Regions from separate parts of the Homo sapiens genome. Here regions 1 and 3 are each linked to region 2. The links are chromatin contacts, found by Hi-C or POLR2A ChIA-PET in ENCODE. All regions are on one chromosome and are shown on one strand. The core of a region is the stretch at or near the end of the contact, and the rest is flanking DNA. Distances in the headings are between cores, read along the strand shown. Region 1 has its middle 18 kb from the start of EXOC2. Region 2 holds the start of LIRIL2R (lincRNA regulator of IL2RA). Region 3 holds the start of EXOC2 (exocyst complex component 2).

Region 1 (3,055 bases), core at 434-2,933, 530 kb before region 2:
GGTGGTGAAAAGACAGAAGACAAGAAGAGAAGCAGACCGCGGCACCTGAGGGCCAGAGGGGCAGGCTGGAAGGCCACAGCTGCGCATGCTCCGTGGGCCATTCCTCCCAGAGCTGCCCTCCCTGGGAGTGAGAGCAGATGCTACGGCAGTTCACAGTTCTTGATTTTCCTGTGGCTGGAAATTCCTAAACTTACAAAATCTCAAGCCATGTATATTTTGAAACAGTGTGGGGATTCCTCAGGGATCTAGAACTAGAAATACCATTCGACCCAGCCATCCCATTACTGGGTACATACCCAAAGGACTATAAATCATGCTGCTATAAAGACACATGCACACGTATGTTTATTGCGGCACTATTCACAATAGCAAAGACTTGGAACCAACCCAAATGTCCAACAACGATAGACTGGATTAAGAAAATGTGGCACATATACACCATGGAATACTATGCAGCCATAAAAAATGATGAGTTCATGTCCTTTGTAGGGACATGGATGAAATTGGAAATCATCATTCTCAGTAAACTATCGCAAGGACAAAAAACCAAACACCGCATGTTCTCACTCATAGATGGGAATTGAACAATGAGAACACATGGACACAGGAAGGGGAACATCACACTCTGGGGACTGTTGTGGGGTGGGGGGAGGGGGGAGGGATAGCCTTAGGAGATATACCTAATGCTAGATGACGAGTTAATGGGTGCAGCGCACCAGCATGGCACATGTATACATATGTAACTAACCTGCACATTGTGCACATGTACCCTAAAACTTAAAGTATAATAATAATTTAAAAAAAGAAAAAAAAAAGAAACTATTGCAAATGGAAAGAGACTTTTTTTTTCTGTTCCTTGCTTTGTATTGGAAAGCTAGGTAAAGAACACACTCCCAAACCATTAGAATTCAATGACAGGAAATGCTGTAGTATTGCACAAAATGAAATTCCTGATTTTACTGTGAAAAGGAAATGATACCCTTTTCAACCTAACAAAAGAGTTGATTTGCCAAGAAAATGGGCTCAACTGGAAGAAGCTGACTAAGAAGAAATACACAGTCAGTGCTTTTGTTCCCATTCATTCTACCTTTGCAGATAAGAATTTTTAAAAAATCTCTCCTATGATTCCCACAAATACACAGCATTGCTATTTGAAAAATAACAAAGCACAATTTGAGTTTCATATTTGCTGTTTGGCTGGAGTGATGGCTATTCATCTTCTCTTTACCCAGGCCATTGTTCCTGCCCACATAATCACAGCTTGAAGAGCTCGCTTGTGAGTTCCTTCCTTTGCAACTGTGGTCCACACTAGCTACTCAATTAGTTCATTTCTTGGTTGTAAGAATAAATAGAATGTGTACATTTCCTTCTTGTTTACCAATGCAACCTGAAGGGGATCCAAAAATTTGGCCTGGCTTGAGAAGTAAAAAAGGTTTAGGCTCACAACAGATAAAACGTATCCCAAGCCGGGACACCACGGTGCTGCGGAAAAACCCACCCTTGATTTTCCCCTCGTCTTGTCTTCAGTTCAGCATGATGAGCTGGAAAGCTGCAAACGCTGTAGTGATGATCTGAGAAGTGAAACAGAAAGCAAGTGAGGGGAAGCAGGAGTCTGTACACATGTGCCCTGAAGAATCCTTTGCTTTCGTCTTTCCTTTTTCGGCTTTAAGTGCTCCCGTCACACCAGTGATTCGAACATTTCAGAGAAACACAACGGAGGGAAGGAGCCCGGCCCTGCCTTGTCAGCGCCCTGGAAGACCTGGCTTCCTCCCTGACACTCACTCTGGGGAGGGAAGACACCCGTGCGCCTCGCTCCCTCGTGGCCAGTGGCTTCCCCGGTGGGCTAGGGCGTGTCAGCAGGGCGTGCCCACCGAGGGAGCAACAGCGATTCCCAGGCCTAACGCTTTTCAAATCAAAAGCGCCTGACGCTTTTTACAACCGAGCAGAATAGGGCTGTTCCAGGTGGCTGACGCTTCCCGTGGCGGGGAGGGGGTTATGGAGAACGTGGATGAAGCTCATCGTGTAAGACGGGAAATGCCACTGGAAGTGAGCGTCCCTGCACCAGGCCGCGTCCCGCCCAGAGTGAGGCACGGCCGCCCCCTCGCTCAGAACCTGCAGCCCGGCCGGGCTGATGCGGGAAGCCGGCCCCGCCTGTGAGCGCGCAGTTCTCCCTGGAGACGGGCCACCCTCACCCTGTGCCTGCGTCCCCTCCCAGCCCTCGTCCCTGCTCTCTACCCACGACCCGGCCTGGGGTGCCTCGGACGGATCTCCTGCCATTTCCTGCATTCTGCAGGAGCACTCATTGAAAATTTGGGTGGCCTTGCTTATTTATTTTCCTGGAATGCAGTGGGTTCTATTTCCGTGGTATTTTCTCAGCAGTGCAGCGTTTCCATTTCAAACTACAAGAAGAAGAAGAAAAGCCAGTCCCCGTCAGCACGCAAACACACAACAGAAAAAAACGTCCCGGGTTTGACTCGCAGTCCTGCCTTTATAAATTGTAACTAAATATAAGCCACCAGAGTTGCCTGCTTTTGTCATGAGACTAAAAAGACAAGTTTACTTCTTCAGGGAAAAGGGGAAAACACAGTGATGTGCTCAGTTGCTGTGAAAAGCAAAAGACAAATCAGAGGTAATATAAAAAGTTATTTGGTACCATGGAACAATTGATGCCGAGTGTCTAAAATCATCATAAAATGGACTGAATCTAAATTTTGGTCAGATTAATATAAAAAAACTAAAATTAAAAAAGAGCTTGCTTCATCACTGTAGCACTGGGGCTTCACACAAATTTCAAAATGTGCGTGTTACACTAGCATTGTTAGGAATATGAAGGTTGACGGTGAAATATTTTATTTTCTCAAGATGCTATACCACGTCGCTCTAATAATCTACCACCGCTATAAATTTTGTATTGCCTACCATTCACAGAAGGCTCTATTTCAATGGATTCATGTAAAAACACAATTTTGGCAAAAATTAAATTTATATACCTGGCTTAGATAATTTACACCTTAAAACTGACTTTTGATTTCATGTTGGATGTATGCATCTTTAA
Region 2 (2,917 bases), core at 14-2,513:
ACATGCTAATAAACATCATGTCTTTGGTATTAAGTGGCAATTAGATGAAACAACCTGAAATTCTGTCTGATACCAAGATTGAACTTTGCTGAGATTACTGTTTCACTCACCGAAAATATCAGAATACTCAAGGGAGTTATTTTTTTTCTTAATGTAACTTTCATAAAGGAAATGAAAGAAATGTGGAGACTGAAAACAGTTGTCTGGTGTCTCAATACTGCATGCAGGTTCAACTACATTCTAAGCAAGTTGACTGTTATAATACATTTCACATTTTCTGTGATTTTGTTTGTGCTGAGACCTTATGCAATTACAAAGCAGATTTTTTACACTAACCTACACTGAGAAAAGAAAACCACCGTTCCCCTTTTAAACAGGAGAGTGCCTCAAGTACACTCGGGATCCCTCTCACCAAGCACAGCAAGGCTTGTGACTTCAAGCACACCAAGCTTGTGACTTTTTCTCCTACAAGGTGCACCTCGTTTTTTCTTACTGACAAATTGGCTTTAAAGTAAAGTTAGTTCCCTATCACACTGGCCCCCAAGACTCCAACTCCTGCTTCTCTTGGGATCTCTGCCCAGAGTCCAATCTCCCCTAAGGCGTGGTGCAGTGCTGTGCCCACACCTAGGCTCTGGGGGTGGGCACCCTTTGACTTTCCTCATATCATTCCACCCTCGACACATCCAAATGTGAACACATCTTCTCCACAAAGTGCCCCTTCACCACGCCAGTTCCCAGACACTTTATTTCTTCCCTTGCCTAGAGTGCTGCCCCCAAAACCAGCCCCCCATCATTGGCCATGTCCTTGCAGAGGCTGAACCATCCCACAATCTGTCAAGGATATCAGGGAAGAGCATGAGCTGGATAGACTTCAGGCTCTGCCAGCAGCTACATTCTAGGGGTGCCCGGACGTCCTGGTCTCTTGAGATGAGATGGTCTTGTGTCTGGAATTGGTCTCACTGACTAAAAGAATAAAGCCGCAGACCTTCACAGTGAGTGTGACAGTTTTTAAAGATGGTGTGTCTGGAGCTAGTTCCTTCAGATGTTTGGACGTGTTCAGTTTCTTTCTGCTGGTGGGTTTGTGGTCTCGCTTGCTTCAGGAGTGGCTGCAGACCTTTGTAGTGAGTGTCACGAGCTCTTAAGGTGGTGCGCCTGGAGTTTCTCATTCCTCCCAGTGGGTTTGCCATCTCACTGCCTTTAAGGAGGGAAGCTGCAAAGCTTCGCGCAGTACGACAGTTTCCAAACATGATGCAAGCACAGCTTACCACGGTTGCCTCCGCAGCCCGCTTTTATTCCCTTATCTGACCCCACCCACATCCTGCTGATTGGCCCATTTTACAGAGAGCTGATTGGTCCGTTTTGACAGGGTGCTGATTGGTGCATTTAGGAATCTTGAGCTAGACACAGAGTGCTGATTGGTGCATTTACAATCCTTTAGCTAGACACAAAAGTTCTCCAAGTCCCCACTAGATTAGACACAGAGCACTGATTGGTGCGTTTACAAACCTTTAGCTAGACACAGAGTGCTGATTGGTGTTATAATCCTGTAGCTAGACATAAAAGTTCTCCAAGTCCCCACCAGACTCAGGAGCCCAGCTGGCTTTGCCTAGTGGATCCTGCGCTGGGGCCGTGGGCAGAGTTGCCCGCCAGTCCCACACTGCACACCCACACCACGCACCAGCACTCCTCAGCCCTTAAGCATCGATAGGACTGTGTGCTGTGGAGCAGGGGGCGGCACCCCTTGGGCAGGCTCAGGCTGCTCAGAAACCCACGGCGGCTGGGGGGAGGCTCAGGCATGGTGGGCTGCAGGTCCCGAGCCCTGCCCCGTGGGGAGGCAGCTAAGGCCCAGTGAGAAATTGAGCGCAGCACCGGTGGGCCGGCACTGCTCGGGGAGCCAGAGCACCCTCCACAGCTGCTGGCCCGGGTGCTAAGCCCCTCACTGTCTGGGGCTGGTGGGGCCGGCCAGCCAGCTCTGAGTGTGGGGCCCACCAAGCCCACGCCCACCCGCCAAGCCCACGCCCACCCGGAACTCTAGCTAGATCACAAGTGCCATGCGCAGCCCCAGTTCCTGCCCCTGCCTCTCCCTCCACACCTCCCCGCAAGCTGAGGGAGCCGGCTCCTGCCTCGGCCAGCCCAGAGAAGGGCTCCCACGGTGCAGCGCTGGGCTGACGGGCTGCTCAAGCACAGCCAGAATGGGCGCCGAGGCCGAGGAGGCACCGAGAGCGAGTGAGGGCTGCCAGCACTCTGTCACCTCTCACTACCGCACTCTGTCCTACCCTCCCATGCCCCTCCAGCACCCTGATCCTACCTGCACCCCGCTCCTACTGAGAGGTGAAGCCCGGCTGGGCTTCTGGGTTGGGTGGGGACTTGGAGAACTTTTCCCTCTAGCCAAATGTTTGTAAATGCACCAATCAGCAGACTGTAAAAACGCACCAATCAGCACTCTGTGTCTAGCTAAAGGTTTGTAAGTGCACCAATCAGCACTCTGTAAAAATGCACCAATCAGTGCTCTGTGTCTAGCTAAAGGTTTGTAAATGCACCAATCAGCACTCTGTAAAAACGCACCAATCAGCTCTCTGTAAAATGGACCAATCAGCAGGACATGGGCAGGGCCAAATAAGGGAAAAGCTGGCCATGCGAGCCAGCAGTGGCAACCTGCTTGGGTACCCCTCGATGCTGCAGAGGCTTTGTTCTTTCACTCTTCACAGTGAATCTTGCTGCTGCTCACTTTTTGGGTCCGCACCACCTTGAAGAACTGTAACACTCACTGCGAAGGTCTGCGGCTTCTATTCTGAAGTCAGCCAGACCATGAACCCACCAGGAGGAACAAACAACTCTGGACGCCCCACCTTGATAGAGCTGTTAACACTCACTGCGAAGGTCTGCAGCTTTACTCCTGTGAAGTCAGCAAGATCAC
Region 3 (2,777 bases), core at 108-2,607, 510 kb before region 2:
CCCAGAGCGAGCGAGGGCTGTGAGGGCTGCCAGCACGCTGTCACCTCTCAAAACAATGTTTTAGTAGAAGTATATCCCATGCAACATTAGTTTAGTGATAAATATATCTATACTACAAATTACTTGTTGTTTATCTGAAATTAAACTTTACTGGGTATTTGTATTTTTATTGCTAAATCTGCCAACCTAGGTTGTTGAAACTTACTTTTTTCCACTTCACTTAATATTCTTTTCACAGTCCACTCTGACGAGATGTAGCTTCCCCACACTCCTTTGAAACTGCTTTTGTCAAGGATGCCAATGACTGGCATATGCCAAACTCAATTGTCTCTGGAGTCTTGGCCTCACAGTACTTCTGAACATTGGCTATCAATTCCTCCTTCCTGAAACTATTTAGCTTCCAGAATCCGCTACCCCCACTTTCCTGATTGTCCTTCCTCCCTGGCCATAGCCCCTGAACCCGAGCTTCCCCCAACCTAGAGCATCCCCTGACCCTAAGTATCCCCCCAACCCTGAGAACCCCCTGACCCCGAGTATCCCCCGACCTCGAGAACTCCCCGACCCCGAGCATCCCCCCAACCCCCAGCATCCCACGACCCCGGGCATCTCCCCCGATCCTGCGCATCCCCTGACCTGGTATGGCGCCCTGACCCAGTGCAGCCCTCAAACCCCTGCAGCCCCCTGACCCCATGCATCCTCCTGACCTAGGGCTGCCCCTGACTCAATGTTGCCCCCGGACCCCAGTGCCTCCTCCTGACCTGAGGCACGCCCCCCAACCTGGTACAGTCCCCTGATTCCAGTGCATCCTTCTGACCCAGTGCTGCCTCCTAACCTGGTGCATCCTCCTTACCCAGTGTGGCCCCCTGGGGATGCACACTCCAGTGCATCCTCCTGACCTGATGCTTCCTCTGGTCTCGGTGCAGCCCCCCTGACCTGGTGCAGCCCTCTGATTCCATGCATTCTCTTGACCTTGTGCATCCCCCTGTTCCGGAGGGGTCCTCTGACCCGATGCAGGGCCCATCGTTGTGAACTGTGGCCCACAAACGCACTATCATCCCACAGTCTCCCTGAGATGACCCGAGGGCACGGGGATGGATGGTGCACCCGGCCTGCCCCTTGAGCTTGTATCCTTCTTTCCCTCCCTCACCGCTTCCCGCCACCGCAAAGACGCCCAGCAAAAACCTCCTACTCGTGTCCATTCAGGCAGCTGGGTCCCTCGGAACCCAAGGCATTCCAGCGTCCACCGCCCACGGCCCCTGCTGACCTCCAGCACCCGCGCCGGTCTCCTCCCCTCCTCTACCCTCCCCTGAAGGCTCCGCCCATCGAGGACTCGGCGCTCGACTGCCAGGCGGATCTACACGCTCGGCGCTCGCGGCGGGCGGAAGTGAGGTGCCGGCGGCTGGCGGCCGCGGAGTCTTCGGCGAGACCTACCGGGCCCTGTCTGTGCCGGCCGTGAGCTGCGGCAGGACGGCTGGAGGTATGTGTGGGAGGCTGGAGGGCCTGGCCGAAGGCCAGCGGGACATGGACGTCAGCTGCACGGAGGTGGCCGCCTGCGGCGTCCGTCCAGGCCTCAGCGGTGAAGGGACAGCCGCGCCCACTGGCGCCGTCGGTCACCTGCGGGGCCCCGCGACCCCCCGCGGTTCCCAGCCCCGCAGCCCCCATCCCCGCCGTCAGCCGCCTGCTGGGCTCCGCGCCCACCCCCGCCAGTTCGCACCCCCGCGGTCCCCACCTGCGCCGGTGAGGGGCGTGGGCTGCAGAGGGCTGACTCCAGGCCCCGCCCGCTGGAGCTGGCCCCAGACTGCGCCGCTTCGCCCTTGCGCAGTTGCCACTCCGTGAGATTTGAGAATTTCTCCGGAAAAGTGAACGCGAGGCGGGTGTTACCTGTCTGCCTAGGCGTGCATCCCGCTCTGGCTGTCCTGAGCGCTTAAAAGGCGCCTGCCGCTGTTGTCAGCGTTTGCGTGCACGTACTTGATCCTCGCGCGGGTGTATGTACGCTGCCGTGTGACCCATTTTACGGATAGGGGAGCGGCGGCTCAGAGTGCTTGAGCAAAGAGCCTGAGGTCCTGTTGTAGCTGCCATTGAGACCTTGCGCGCCGGCTCCAGGTCCGCACACCAGCAGCCTGGAAGCCTGGTGATGCGTAACCCTGTATCCCAAGATTGTTAAGAAAACACTTTAGTAATTCCGAGAAATAGTTCTTGAAAGAACTCGTCTTTGAATGGAAGTAAGTTATTTTTAATCTGCCAAAGGTCAACATACTAATAAGTCTGAGAAATTTTAAGTCTGATGCCTTTATGAATCTGTGAGTAAACTTACAAGGAACACTTAAAAAATATTTTTTCTAAGTTAGCCACACTTTAATTAAATCTTTTTGTGTGCACTATGCAATATTGAAAAGTTACTTCTGAGCTTATGTGGATCTGTCTTCTAATGCATAATAATGTTTTGTTTATGAATGTTAGTATGTACTGGCCCATGCTTTGTGTAACTGACTCCTTTAATGACAAATCAACTGAAAGCCAGAATCTTCTCAAAGATGATTTTTTTGTGCTAAAAGTTGGCGATTCCCAGAGTAGTAATAGAAAGAGGGTGATGTGTGCTTAGTACTTACATGTTCACTTGTTTGTCTAAGTAGAAACTTAATAAATTAAAGCAGAGAAGCAGAGTTCCCCCAGTGTGACTTGGACCAACTCTTGGAAGTTTTAGAAAGTGATCTTTTTTTCTTGTCAAGTATTTAATTTCCTGTATTGAATGCCATTTTGAACTACAGTTGACCCTT

The links. Hi-C counts contacts between places; a loop is a spot of excess contacts on that map. ChIA-PET counts read pairs that join two places held with the same protein, here RNA polymerase II (POLR2A). Pooled maps may share reads with other maps.
Region 1: a map of OCI-LY7 shows a loop between it and region 2 (6-fold over the local background). The contact joins the enhancer-like site here to the promoter of LIRIL2R in region 2. A Hi-C loop is called at or near these places in 8 of 168 maps with a recorded cell type or tissue (CD8-positive, alpha-beta T cell, GM12878, IMR-90 and 5 more), 3 of 37 single-sample maps with no recorded cell type and 17 of 50 pooled maps. POLR2A ChIA-PET finds 5 or more read pairs at or near these places in 3 of 52 experiments (Caco-2, OCI-LY7 and activated CD4-positive, alpha-beta T cell).
Region 3: a pooled map shows a loop between it and region 2 (2.9-fold over the local background). The contact joins the promoter of EXOC2 here to the promoter of LIRIL2R in region 2. A Hi-C loop is called at or near these places in 1 of 168 maps with a recorded cell type or tissue (naive thymus-derived CD4-positive, alpha-beta T cell), 6 of 37 single-sample maps with no recorded cell type and 13 of 50 pooled maps. POLR2A ChIA-PET finds 5 or more read pairs at or near these places in 4 of 52 experiments (CD4-positive, alpha-beta memory T cell, OCI-LY7, activated CD4-positive, alpha-beta T cell and 1 more).

Annotation. Positions count from the first base shown.
Region 1 is chr6:710,044-713,098 of GRCh38, reverse strand. No RefSeq gene overlaps it. Among named protein-coding and RNA genes, the nearest start is that of EXOC2, 18 kb to the right of the region's middle. Within about 2 kb of position 1,683, at least 35 of the 41 ENCODE cell types and tissues checked have a DNase peak (open chromatin) inside an H3K27ac peak, as active enhancers do; they include CD8-positive, alpha-beta T cell, GM12878, IMR-90 and 3 more, where a contact is called at or near this core.
Region 2 is chr6:178,741-181,657 of GRCh38, reverse strand. It overlaps LIRIL2R (lincRNA regulator of IL2RA), which reads right to left and starts at 1,263. Exons shown (of 2, transcript XR_926349.3): 1 at 1-1,263. LINC03066 (long intergenic non-protein coding RNA 3066) reads left to right here. Exons shown (of 8, transcript NR_126020.1): 8 at 1-192.
Region 3 is chr6:691,719-694,495 of GRCh38, reverse strand. It overlaps EXOC2 (exocyst complex component 2), which reads left to right and starts at 1,357. Exons shown (of 28, transcript NM_018303.6): 1 at 1,357-1,477. RefSeq lists silencers at 1,598-1,657, 1,668-1,737 and an enhancer at 1,144-2,030.